Regions from separate parts of the Mus musculus genome. Here region 2 is linked to region 1. The links are chromatin loops, found by intact Hi-C in ENCODE. Cell type or tissue: gastrocnemius. All regions are shown on one strand. Each heading gives the region's core, and the rest is flanking DNA. Links, peaks and the distances in the headings are about the cores only.

Region 1 (6,519 bases), core at 522-5,521:
TACCATTGCAATAATGCCCTTCAAGTAACCAACCACTTTGTTATTGGATTTAAGGTCTTCTCCACAACACGAAACCCGTGTGTGACACCATTATTAGGCCAGGAACCTGTGGCTAGACAGGTGGTAGGCCCAGGGGTAGAACCTATCACTATTGCTCTGACAAATGGACATACCATTAAACTGATTCCTAATAGATCAGGGCATCTCTCAACTCCAGTCAGAAAAGTGTCTTTTTCTAGTGAATGATGATCAACATAGAGACTGACAATTGGTCAAGGTACAGATAATGAGACTGTAGAATGCTCAGCCCTAAGTGGGACATCACCGGTGCCACACCCCAAGGTTGAGGGGTCATTGAGGGGGGAGGGGGCAGAAAGACTGTAAGGGTCAGTGACGGTGGGTGACTATGAGCTAATGGTTTTCTGGACACAACAGGGCAGCTGTACAGGAATTGTGCAAGCTCCAGCCAGACAAGATCCCAGTATGAGAGGGCAGGTTAACCAGAAGTCTCCATTCCTAGCTGAGGAGCTATCGTCTACTGGTGGCTACTGGGAACAGGGGAGTCAGTTTTGTTGAAGGGTAGGTCCCTAGGGGGGTTCACCATTCTCTGTTGGATGTCCATGAACTCAGGAGATGGCACAGATTGGACTTTATGGGCTAATAAAGAAGACACCAGTTGGGTCAGTAAGCAAGGGAGAATGTATCTGGAGGGAGTTGGAGGAGGAGTGAACATGGTCAAAATACATTGAAATTCTTTTTTTTGGTTTTTCAAGACAGGGTTTCTCTGTATAGCCACCACTGCCCGGCTATACATTGAAATTCTTTTTTTTTTTTTTTTTTTTTTTTTGAGACAGGGTTTCTCTGTGTAGCCCTGGCTGTCCTGGAACTCACTTTGTAGGCCAGGCTGGCCTCGAACTCAGAAATCCACCTGCCTCTGCCTCCCAAATGCTGGGATTAAAGGCGTGTGCCACCACCGCCCGGCTTACATTGAAATTCTTAAAGAATGAATAACAATAAACTAAAATGAAAAACATTAAGCATTTTTGAAAGACTGGAGAAAGAGCTGAGCACTGAAATATAGGATGAAATTTTAAAGTGGCAGGTTTTTCTAACCCAGCTAGCTCCTTTGGCAACTCCTCCTCATGCCTGACCTCATTGCAATCTCCTTCTTCCTGGACCCTCACCTGCCCCTTGGCCAACTTCTTCTTCCTAGCTCTTCTGCCCAAGACCCCTGGCTGGGATCAAAAGTCCAGCTTTCTATCTCCTCTGCCCAGACATTGGCTGTTCAGCCTTTTATTAACCAATCAGATATATATATGTGTGTGTGTGTGTGTGTGTGTGTGTGTGTGTGTGTGTGTGTATCCCTTCTTTTCATTTAATTTTTTTTTTACATTCCAGATTTTACTCCCCTCCTGGTCCACCCTCCGGACTGTTCCACATCCCATACCTCCTCCCTGCCTCCCTGTCTCCACGAGGATGTCCCCACCCCTCCACCTCCCACCCCACCAGACCTCTAAACTCCCTGGGGCCTCCAGTCTCTTGAGGGTTAGGTGCATCATCTCTGACTGTACCCAGACCTGGCAGTCCTCTGTTGTATATGTGTTGGGGGCCTCATATCAGCTGGTGTGTGCTGCCTGATTGGTGGTCCAGTGTTTGAGAGATCTCGGGGCATCCGGGTTAGCTGAGACTGCTGGTCCTCCTACAGGGTCACCCTCCTCCTCAGCTTCTTCCAGCCTTCCCTTAATTCAACCACAGGGGTCAGCAGCTTCTGTCCATTTGTTTGGGTGCAAATATCTACATCTTACTCTTTCAGCTGCTTGTTGGGACTTTCGAAGGGCAGTCGTGATAGGTCCCTTTTTTGTGAGCACCTCAGCAATAGTGTCAGGCCTTGGGGCCTCCCATTGAGCTGGATCCTACTTTGGGCTTGTCACTGGACCTTCTTTTCCTCAGGCTACTCTCCATTTCCATCCCTGCAGTTCATGCACATCCTTTTGGGTCTGAGTTATCTCACTCAGGATGATATTTTCCAGTTCCATCCATTTGTCTGCAAAACTCAGGATGTCCTCATTCTTAATAGCTCAGTCCTATTCCATTGTGTAAATGAACCATATCTTCTGTATCCATTTTCCTGTCATGGGGAGATTCTTTGATATTCATGCCAAAGCTGGTTCTGGACTGTAGCTAGATCCCAGGGCATGGAAATCGGCATCTGAATACACAGAGCACAAAACAACCCCCAACACTGAAATGCAAGTGTTTGTTGCTTTTTTCTTTTGACTTCAGACATAATTGGACCCACATGACTGGCTGCTCCAAGCTCCAGCTGCAGTGACTTCACCATGAGAGACTACATATACTTTGGACCATGAGCCAAAATAAAACCTTTCCTCATTATGAAAATAAGCTTTTAAATGCATATACAAACAAACAATCCCAGAATCCTTCCATAGGACACAAAAAGTTTAATATACCAAAACAATGAACTGTACTTTCATCAAATTAAAAAAATAATCTCTCCCTGCCAAAGGATACCATGGGGTAAATGAAGAGGATGTCCTATTAAATATATAGCAAGTACTCTATAGAGTTATATCGAATATGGTATGTGAACAAATAAATGAGATACTCCAGATCAGAGGACAATGACCCCCCCTCCCCCCACAAGTGTTGCAACTTTTTTTTCTTGCCATAAAGGATGTTGTCAGACAACTGGTGAGTTTGGAACAAGGTCCACTGATTGTAAAATCCTGGTAATGTTAATGGACTGTTTTTGATCACATACTATGAGATAATACAGATAAAAGAATATAATTGTAACTTTAATTTTTTCAAATCCTATTTTTAATGATGGTTCTTAAACACTTTAACCTTCCTTCTAGCCTGCCACCGCCAGAGGTAGTAGAAAAGAAAGGATACATGGGAAGTGGACCTGTTTAGCAAGGTTCTTTGGATCAACTCCCAGCTGGCTGTGTTGTCTGGAAATCAGCAGTTCAGTTCTCAGGTCAGCAGGCAGTGGCAGCTCGAAACACTCACAAACACTTCACAGATACACCAGCAGTCTAGTTCAGTAGAGTCGGGATAACAACAGAGTTGACACGACCTTGTAGAGACAGCCAGACCTCAACCTCAACTCGAGTCAGCAGGAGGGACCAGGAGGAACACCAGGAGAAGTTCTAGGCTGTGCCTCTCTCAGGGAAGTGAAGATCAGAAAATATTTGAGACCCACAAGCGTTGCACAGGTAGCTTGTTCCAGCAAGCCAAGCTCTGTCTCCATCACTGTCTGTCAGTCCTATTTATACCCTCCAAACAGGCGCCTTGTCTTAGCACGTGCGTCTGTCTCAGCTGACATCAACTTGCCAATCAGCTCAAGTCCTTGGAAGAGACAACAAACCGCCGACGGTTTTTGGTGCATTTCTCTCTATGGAGTCCCTACAAATGCAGCTCAACTACACAATGTAAGGCAGACCAATACATGCATGTCATTAGCAAAGGAGCCTTCATCACGTGTTCTTTCACATGCTTGCTTTAGCAGAACATCCTCTCTCCTGTGTCTGCTTCAGCAAAACGTTCCTTCACCAGTCTGCCTTAGCCTTTGACATCTGTGTCCATTTTAACAAAAAGTCCCTTCACATGTTTACCCCAGCAAAACACCATCCAACCGGCCTTCCAAAGAACCCTTACGTTTCCACTTAATATAATCTCTATCATTTAGTCTGAAATGGTTTGGAGAAAATGTTGCGCTGTGAATGGTGGCACATTTGTAATCTCAGAGCATGGGAGGTTGACGAGGGCAGATTGCTACAAGTTCAAAGCCAGTCTGGGCCACATAGCAAGAACCTCATCTCAAAAAGCAAACAAACAGAATGACATGGAGTAATACAGAAGAGACAGGAATGGAGACAATGTGGTAACACTTAGGTCGAGGTGTTGAAATGGTAACATTCATGGGTTATGAGGAAAGGCAATGTGGAAATCCTTTAAACTGTTTTGCAATTTTTCTGAAAGTTTTGAGTTATTTAAGAGGACTGTTATAAAAGGGAATGCATAGATAAGCTCCAGCCACAGATAAAATAGTCACACATCTGACAAAGGATTCATTTTTTAAAGTGCATAAAAATATCGTGTGCTGATAACAAGAAAACTCTGCTCTGTCAACAAGCAGGGATACTGTTTGAACAAAGACATCTTGTCAAGGAAGATACAAGGGATGGGCAATCTACCAGTAGAAAATACTCATTAGTGTCAAAGTCCTAATAAGAAGGGTGAAATACAAACTAACATTATAGTGAGTTACTAGAGTGACTACAGTGTCCACAAAGTGGCAGATCCAGGTCTCGGAAGCTACATGGAGTTAAAGTCACATTAGGGTTGGTAGTACAACAGGGTACAGTTGGAAGCAAGCAACTCCTTTCTTTTTCTTAATATTTTAGTCGGCATGCAAAATGATGCACATCAGTACAACATTCCTACATGCCTCTCATTTTAATTGTTATTTACTCCTCTCCTCATAGCTCTCCCGTGCCTCTCCCAGTCTCTTCCTGGCCCTTTCCCTTCCCCCTGATTGTCCCTTCTGCTTTTATACCACACAGATCTTATCACCCTTTCTTTGTCCTTCCTCCTGGCCCTGACCTCATCTTCCTCCCTTTTAAATCCTCTTTATACCTCCATGTGGGAAGCCAACTCCAAGATGGTGCCGTTTCCGGTTGCCGTTGTCATAAACAACACCACCGTGCAGGCGACAATTCAAATTTGGCGCCAACCCCTCCCGAGCGGGTGCATGCAAATTGGGTGCTGGCAGACTGACCAATCCCAGGGGGCCACAGAGCCTTTTCTTGTTCTGGGGTGCATATAAGCAGGGCTCCCTGGGCGCCCGGGGTCCCCGTAGAAGCATCGAGGCATTCCTGCAATAAAGGCTGTTGAGAAGAATCTGACTGTGTCGTGTCGTTCTTGCTGGTCAAGAGCAGACGCGACACTTCCATGCTATTTATAATATGTATTTCACATATGTATAATGCCTATTTTAATTTTCAGACTATTTTTATTTACTCTTTGGCAATTTCACACATTTATGCATTTTGTCCCGGTGCAGGCTCTCGGCTTCACCTCATTTTCCCCAGACACCCCTCAATAAGTCTTTCTCTAACCTTAGTGTTCTTTTGTTTGCTCATTTGTGTGGTTGGTTTTGTTTATTTGTAACCCACTTAGTTCAATGACTGCTGCCTGCTAGTATGCTGACTGGTCTCTCCGATGGGCTTGAACTTGCACAGCGATCCTCGCTGCTGAGGCTTCCTGAGTACAGCAGCCGTGCCATGTGCAGAAGACATCGTCTCACCGCTCTCCTTCCTGCCCTCCAGCTCTTACAATCTCTCTGCTCCTTGTCCACCATATTCTCTGAGGCTGGAGGTGGGTATGATATAGATGTATTTAGGACTTGAGAGGACAACATAAACCCCACTTGTCTACATGTAAGGACCAGACCTGATTTTGGAAAGAAGGCCATAAGACACCAGCTCCAGGAACAGACCATAAAATCCAGAAAGGCCATAGCCCCCCTCCCAAAGAACAGCCCGTGGATAACCACAAAAAATGGGGAAATATCTTACCTCAGGATGGGCCATCTGGACTGGGCAGTCCTAGCTCATGCTATGGTTAAACATGCATGACATAGGAATGCAAATCACTAACCACCTGTGACTCCCTAGTACCTACTAATGAAATTTTAATTACCTATTCCTTCTAGAGAGTTCTCCTGGTTCTCTATAAGAAGGCCTGTGCGCCTTTGTCTGGGGTCACCATTTCAAAAAATGGTTGATCCCCGCATGCTGGATGTTTCTGCAGAATAAATACTCTTTGTCTTTGCATAGTGTCTGAGTCTGGGGTCTTCCTCCAGTGATCTCTGGACCCTTACAGGCTGAACACACAAGAGTCATGCATTCTCTGCACTTGGACCGGCTCTGGATCTTTCTGTTTCCCACTGCAGAAAGAGCTTCTCTGGTCAAGACTGACCACTAACCTATTTGTATAAACATAAGTATTTGGAGACAATTGGGCATCATGTGTATGCACTTTCAAATGTTCATGATAAAAACAAACAAATAAACAAACAAACATGTAACTTTTGCTTTCTAAACCTGTGTGGATCTGAGCCCATCTCTTTTTCTGCCAGTGTCTTAAGCTTACTCATCTTTACAGCTAAATACAATTCCATTTTATGTGTGTACCACACTTTCTTTATCCATTCATCTGTCAACAGACCCGAGGCTGGTTCCTTCTCTTAGCTATTGTGAACAGTGCAGTAATAAATATGGATGTGAAAGCTCACAACCGCAGGGAAGTTGATTTAGTTAGGGTTTAACAGCTGTGAAGGGACACCATGACCAAGGCAACTCTATAACAGAAAACATTTAATTGGGGCTGGGTTACAGGTTAAGAGGTTTAGCCCATCATCATCATGGCGGAAAACATGGCAGCATTCAGGCAGACGTGATGCTGGAGGAGCTGAGAGTTCTACATCTTGAT
Region 2 (6,519 bases), core at 1,063-6,062, 59 kb after region 1:
CCTGGTTAGTGGCATTGCTTGGAGATACTTGGGTGCTGTGGCCTTGCTATAGGAAGTATGTCATTGGAGGTAGGCTTAGAAATTAAAAGACTTAGGGACTGGAGAGATGGCTCAGTGGTTAAGAGCACTGACTGTTCTTCCAGAGGTCCTGAGTTCAGTTCCCAGCAACCACATGGTGCTTCACAACCATCTGCAATGGGATCTGTTGCCCACTTCCAGTGTGTCTGAAGACAGAGACAGTGTACTCATATGCATGAAATAAATTAATGAATCTTTAAAAAAGAAAGAACAAACGAACTTGAAAGCTGGTGTAACTTTCCTAACATCTGTCTAGAAAAGTCATGGCAAGGAATGATGATGAGGGTGTTAGAGAAGAGTAATGTCTATACACTGCTAGTGGAAATGTCAACCAGCATGGCTTTTGTGGAAAAGAGCAGAGAAGCTCCCTTAAAAGTTTAAAAACTTATGTCTTTGTAGAGTGAAATTAGTCTATTAATACTAAGAGATATTAAAGAGAGATGACTGTTGGTTCCTGATACATTTGGTTTTGTAGGTGGCTTTATATGTTTGTGGCTCTCTGCTTTTGACTTTGTTTTGAGATGCTTAATATCTTGTCCTTTCTTTGGTGCAGATAAAAAAATAAATAAATAAAAGTTAAAAAAAAAAAAGCCGGTGTAACTTACAGATTTTTCTCTCTGCTTTGTGCTTACAGTAAAGGGTGTGAACTTGGCTTCCTGCCCTGGCCATGTCTGCTGTCTGCGGCTTGTGGCCACGCCTCTCCACCCTGATAGACATGAATCCCTCTGGAGCCATAAGCTAGAATTCCCTCTTCCTTCAGTTGCTTTAGTCATGACCTCTACCAGCCACAGAAAAGTAACTGACATGGAGCGCACATGTTAGAACATGTGATTTCTGTGTTCCTAAACCTGGGTCATTTCACTTAGTATAATACTTCCCAGATCCACACATCTCCCCACAGGTTTCATAACCTTTTTTTTTCTTTAATGGGTAATACACCATTTATTATACATACTACATAATATATTTTCATTATCCACTTATCTATCGAATGACATCTAGGCAGGTTCCATTTCCTGGATTTTGTGAAGTCAGCAGCCATGAGCATGGACCCACAGACATCTCTGCCGTACGATAGGAAGTCCATGGGGTAGAGTATTTGGATCAGATCATAGTTTCTAATTTTCTTGAGCAAATGCTTCCATAATAGCTGTGTTAGACCTCTCCTCCCCCCAGCGGTGGTTCAGGGCCCCCTCCTTCCTCACATCCTCCACACATTCGTGGTCATTTCTTGTGAGCCATTCTGACTGGGGTGAGACAGGACTATCCAAGTGGTTTAAATTAGCATTTCCTTCATGGCTAAGGATGTCGAGGGCTTTAAAAAAAAATTCTTGCCAGAATGGTCTGTTCATTTCATTTCCACATTTCTCATTAGGTAGTTTCTCATTGAATTCTTTAATTCTTTTGGTTCTTTATATATGGTAGACATCAACCTCCTGTCTGAAGTACAGCTAGCAAAGATTTTTCTCCCCTCCTGTGGGTTGTGTGTTTGCACCTGGGACATTTTCTTTGCTGCAGAGAAACATTTTAATCTTATGCCATCCCGTCTGTTGGTTCTCGGGCCAGTTTCCTTTGCTACTGGGGGTTTGTCCGGGGCACTCTTGACTGTGCCTGTGACTTGAAATGTATCCCCTGGTTTCCTCTAGCAGTCTTGGCGTTTCACGTTTTAAGCTTTGACCCACTTTGAATTGAAGTTTCTCCATAGGGAGAGTTGTTGGTCTAATTTCATTCTCCGTGGGGCATACCCAGTTTTGTCAAGTCTATCGGTTGAATAGCAGCCTTGCTTCCGCTGTGTGCTTTTGACACCGAGTCTTAAGGATCATTCTAAACCCTTTGTTCTCTCTGCCTCATACCATTTGGCCCAGCCAACATGACTTCACACCAGCCTCCACTGATGTCCAGTGTTCCCACAGGGCCCTTGCAGTCCAGACTTGCCTCCTGACTCTTGGGCGCTCAGTATCACATCTCTACACTGTCCTTTACCTGTCGCCAAAATGCTGAGCTTTCTCCAGGGGAAAAAAGCTTCTCTCGTTTTCTTCAAGACAAAGTTGGAAGTCCTTAATTAACACATACGTAGAGGCCAGAGGACGAACTTGCAGGGGTAACTAACTTTCCCATCCTATTCAAGTCAGACTTGGTGGCGGAAGCCTTGATCCACCCAGCCATCTCCCTGGCCCTTGATTTTTTTTTTTTTTTAACCTTTCCAATTTGATGGGGAGAGGGGTATCCGATTAGTTTTCAGCTTGGATTTGTCCTACCGCATGTATCTGGTTGCCCCTAAAGTTAAATATTTTTGTGTGTCTCTTCAGCTTTCTCTCCAGATTTTTCAGTGGCGTATTTATCATGTTCATGTCCTGCCGTGGTGAGAAGGCATGTATGCGTGTACACAGGCTGAACGTTAGGACTGGCACGTACCGAATCACACGTGCCCATTAATGATGTAACTCTTATGGCCTCTCTCCATTGTATATGTACAATGTTTTCTTATAACTGTTTCTACTTTATATGCTTTTATGCAGAATACTGTATGTATTAGTTTTTTGAGAACTTTATAAATGTTGGTAGTACGCATGCCTTTCCTCTATATCCTTCCCAGATCAACCCTCCCTTCCCTCCCTGCCCATCACTGTACCCTAACGTTTTTAAAGTCCACTGAGTCTAACTGCATTGCTCACATAATCTGGAGCGTGGGGCCATTCACCGGCGCTTGTCCTACCTACTGGAGGCCATACCTTAAAGAAGTAACACTCCCTCTCCCAGAGGCTATTAAGTGCCAATAGCGCCTCAGCTAGTGGTGGGATCTCATGCCAGCCTCCCCTGTGCATGCTGGGCTTTGGTGTGGCCTGAGCTTGCATGGGTCATGTACAGGGCTGTCACAGCCACTGTCGATCCAGATTTCTCCCTTCCAAAACACTGCGGCTCCTTCTTAGTACAATTGATCCTCATGGTAGAGGTACTGGCTATTGAACATACTACCATACCACAGCTGCCAATACCAAATTTCTCAGGTGCTTACGACCCTGATGTAAAACGGAGGGGTTTTCTGCATATAGCCTCCCACATCCTCCTCTGTTCCCTAAATTACCAACTATTCACAACACCCGCTACACTGTAAGTGCTACCTAAATACCTGTTTTACTGCATTGGTTAGGCAGTAACAGGGAGATGGACACGCTCAACACAGAGGCGACTTTTGATCTAAGATTGGTTGGAGCCGTAGATAAAGAGCTCACAGACCCAAGGGCCGACTGGGCCTAACTATACTTACATGGCCTTGGACACATATACCTTACCACAAACACTCATACTGAAGGATTTTTTTCTTCTCTAGGAAAGTTTCTTCTCTACCTCAGATTTATCACCTCCTCCCTTCCCCCCGCTTCTTGCCTGTGGTGGCTTTCATAATAGAGAAAAAAAAATGTCATTCAACTTGGGAAAAGAAAGGGCCTCGTCTCTTCAGCCAAGCCTTCCTGTCCTCGGTCTCTCTGACCCTGAATGTTCATTCATAACTCCTACCAGAGAGTTTTCAGCATCTCTGTAGACCCACCTGTTTCTTCCAGCTCAGTGACGGCCAGTTCCTCCCACCCTAGAAGGAGAAGTCTTTAGAATCCCCACCTCTCCTCTCTCTCATTCACATGCAACTTCCGTTAAAACATCTCTGCTACAGCTGCTCAAGACATCAAAGCAGGCTACTTTTTAAATTTAAGCAGAAAACAAAACACAAAACAAACAAACAAACAAAAAAAAAACTCTTCAAACACAGGCACACAGGCAATCACGTTACCTCATCAAAGACCTTGGAGACAACATTCTTATTCAGGATGGGGACATAGGTGGAGCTGTGGGGTACCATGGCTCCAGCCAAGGCATCTGCGATGGTGAGTTTCTTGGCCACCAGGCCATGAGTTTGGAGCCAGGTTTTGGAGGACGTGTCTGAAGAGCTAAGAACACAGACTATAGAGTTTAAAAATGTGCAACTTAGTCGCTCGTAAACAAAACCAGAACAGACAGTCCTCCTTAGATTAAAGCACTCACGTGTGGCCACTAACTTGGCTTCCATTTCCACTGGCGCTTTCTGACAATTTGTCATCTAGACACTTGTTCGTCAGCAGGACGCTCATTTCTGTGGAAGGAAGTGGAATCTGTCTACTGGGGCCGACATCAAGGACGCCTCACATTCATTCAGGTAGAGAGATAACGGCAGCCCGCTTCTGAGGCCATAGCTTAGCCTATCGGAGTAGGCTCTCGGGCAGAATGCATTAGCAGCATCCACTGCAGTCGCAGGCACGGGTGACACTGCCCTGCCTTACCTCCCATGAAGAAAGCATCTCTCTATGGGAAAATTCGCTCATAGGTCTTCTCCAGACCCACATTTAAACCACGTGGCAAGACTATGATGCTCCAGTGATCGCTCAGTATTAGGCTCCCTCACAACTGTTAGAGGAGCAACTTGATCAATGTTTTTTTATTTGGACACTTCTGTTTCACGGTTCTTCCACTTAGAATGGGAAACCAAAGGCTGTTAGATTCTGTTGAATCATTAAGTTCAAATGTTGAAATTAGTATTGGGGACTTTAAATGTATATCCTTATATAAACTTGAATTTCTAAACGGAAAGGACTCTTCCTTCACTGAATTAGCAGCAGCTCAAAGAAAAGAAGTTCAGGTGTGAGTTGGTTAAATGCTTGAGAAACCGTGTTACGTTAATCATGTCCCATAAAGAGCGGACTGCATGTAGCTGGCTGAGAACATGCAAGCTAGCAGACTGCCTGCAGCTGGCTGAGAACATGCAAGCTAGCAGACTGCCTGCAGCCGGCTGAGAACATGCAAGCTAGCAGACTGCCTGCAGCTGGCTGAGAACATGCAAGCTAGCAGGCTGCATGCAGCCGGCTAAGAACATGCAAGCTAGCGGACTGCATGCAGCCGGCTGAGAACATGCAAGCTAGCGGACTGCATGCAGCCGGCTGAGAACATGCAAGCAAGTTGGGAAGGTTTCCCATACAGCAGCGCTGCAGCAGAGTGTGGTTATTCTATGACTAGTTAACACAGGCAGACATTTGTCATTTAGGCACTGCCTACTTCGGAGAGGCCTGTGTGCTGTGCTTAGGATTTAGTAACTTAGGATTTATTTGGAATGTATCGATCACACTATAGGGAGCAACCTATCCCATTTATTATTTTAAGAAGAATCATCTTCTAACCAGTCACTGAGTGAGCAAGTTATACCTTCCTCACTCTTAGCCTTAAAACTCTGACAGTTGGAACCAGAAAGAGGCTGACTGGGTGGCATCCTCTATAAATACAAGGATAGAAATGACCCTACTATGAGGTGTGAGAGCTTCTAGTTCAAAGCACAAGTAGTAGTGGATGTCACTCCTGACACTATGACAGTGCACCCCGAGTCTGCCTGACACCCAGATATAAGTAGCACAAATCTAGCCCTAAGAAAACCCAGGGCAGTAGGGTTAGGTTTGCCTGATTTACCAGGGAGCCTCTGAGGGAGAAATCTGCAACATTTCAAGGGTGACCTTTTATTTTTATTATTTTCTTAACTCCCTCAAGCATATTTCACCCAGGTCTGCCAGGCATAGACCAGTGGGCAAAAAGATGAATGGGGCTTCCAGGGTAGGAGGCCTGGCGCGCTTGCCTCTGTTGCTGAGAGCTGAGGTGTGGCTCCTGGAGCTGGAGTTGGAGCTGTCTTTGTTGCTGCTGCTCTTGAAGTTGGAGATGTGGCTTCTGAGGAGGCTCGTTTTGGTTGATTCTGTTGATACCACAGAGAGAGGGTTATGGGAGTTAGAGATGGATGGAGAACTGCTTTGTTAAGTCAATGTAACGTTAGACTGGAGACTAATAGCTCAGTCAAGAAGGTGCTTGCGGTGGGAGCCTGAGTTTCATCCTTGGAAAGCAACTGAAAGCAAAAAGCCAGAGCATGCTTGAAATCCTATCACTGTGTGTGGGTGGGGGAGCACTTCCCTGGGGCTTGCTAATTCCCCAGTCTAGCCTGTTGGAAGGGCCAGGCCACTGAAAGACCCTGTCTCAAAACAAAACAAAACAAAACAAACAAGGTAAAACATCCTAACTCCTCCATAGGCACACACCGTGTACACACATACACACATGCATGCATGAATGCATGCATGTACATACACTATCTCCTCCATAAGTACACACTGTGTACATACACGAATACCTTATCTCCTCTATAAGTACACACACCATGTACACATACATACATGCATGAGCGCACACACACACACACGTATATACACTCACATGCACACCCTAAATCTTTCATAACTATACACAGCATGTACATACACACACAGAGACACATATGCACACACACATAAATGTACAAAATAATTAGCCACTGGGGTGATAGATTGCAGTCATACGCTGAAACCAAATAGGCAATATTTAAGATGTTGCCTTAGTTAGCTT

Evidence for each region. A loop is a pair of places that touch in the nucleus more often than their neighbours do. Peaks named below come from ENCODE experiments on the same cell type or tissue, not always from the same donor. Only the 100,000 strongest peaks of a DNase experiment are listed, where the experiment ranks them.
Region 2: a loop joins it to region 1, with 2.1 times the contacts of the local background. A loop is called at or near these places in 1 of 42 quality-filtered maps.

Annotation. Positions count from the first base shown.
Region 1 is chr1:37,199,011-37,205,529 of GRCm38, reverse strand. No RefSeq gene overlaps it. Among named protein-coding and RNA genes, the nearest start is that of Cnga3, 17 kb to the left of the region's middle. In gastrocnemius, for the core only: no CTCF peak of the experiment used is centred there; no DNase peak of the experiment used is centred there.
Region 2 is chr1:37,140,411-37,146,929 of GRCm38, reverse strand. Vwa3b (von Willebrand factor A domain containing 3B) reads right to left here. Exons shown (of 28, transcript NM_001370828.1): 17 at 5,726-5,839; 18 at 4,114-4,201; 19 at 3,863-4,019. The region is part of intron 1 of Gm37020 (a long non-coding RNA gene); the gene reads left to right. Among named protein-coding and RNA genes, the nearest start is that of Gm37020, 6.4 kb to the left of the region's middle. In gastrocnemius, for the core only: no CTCF peak of the experiment used is centred there; a DNase peak (open chromatin) is centred at 3,962.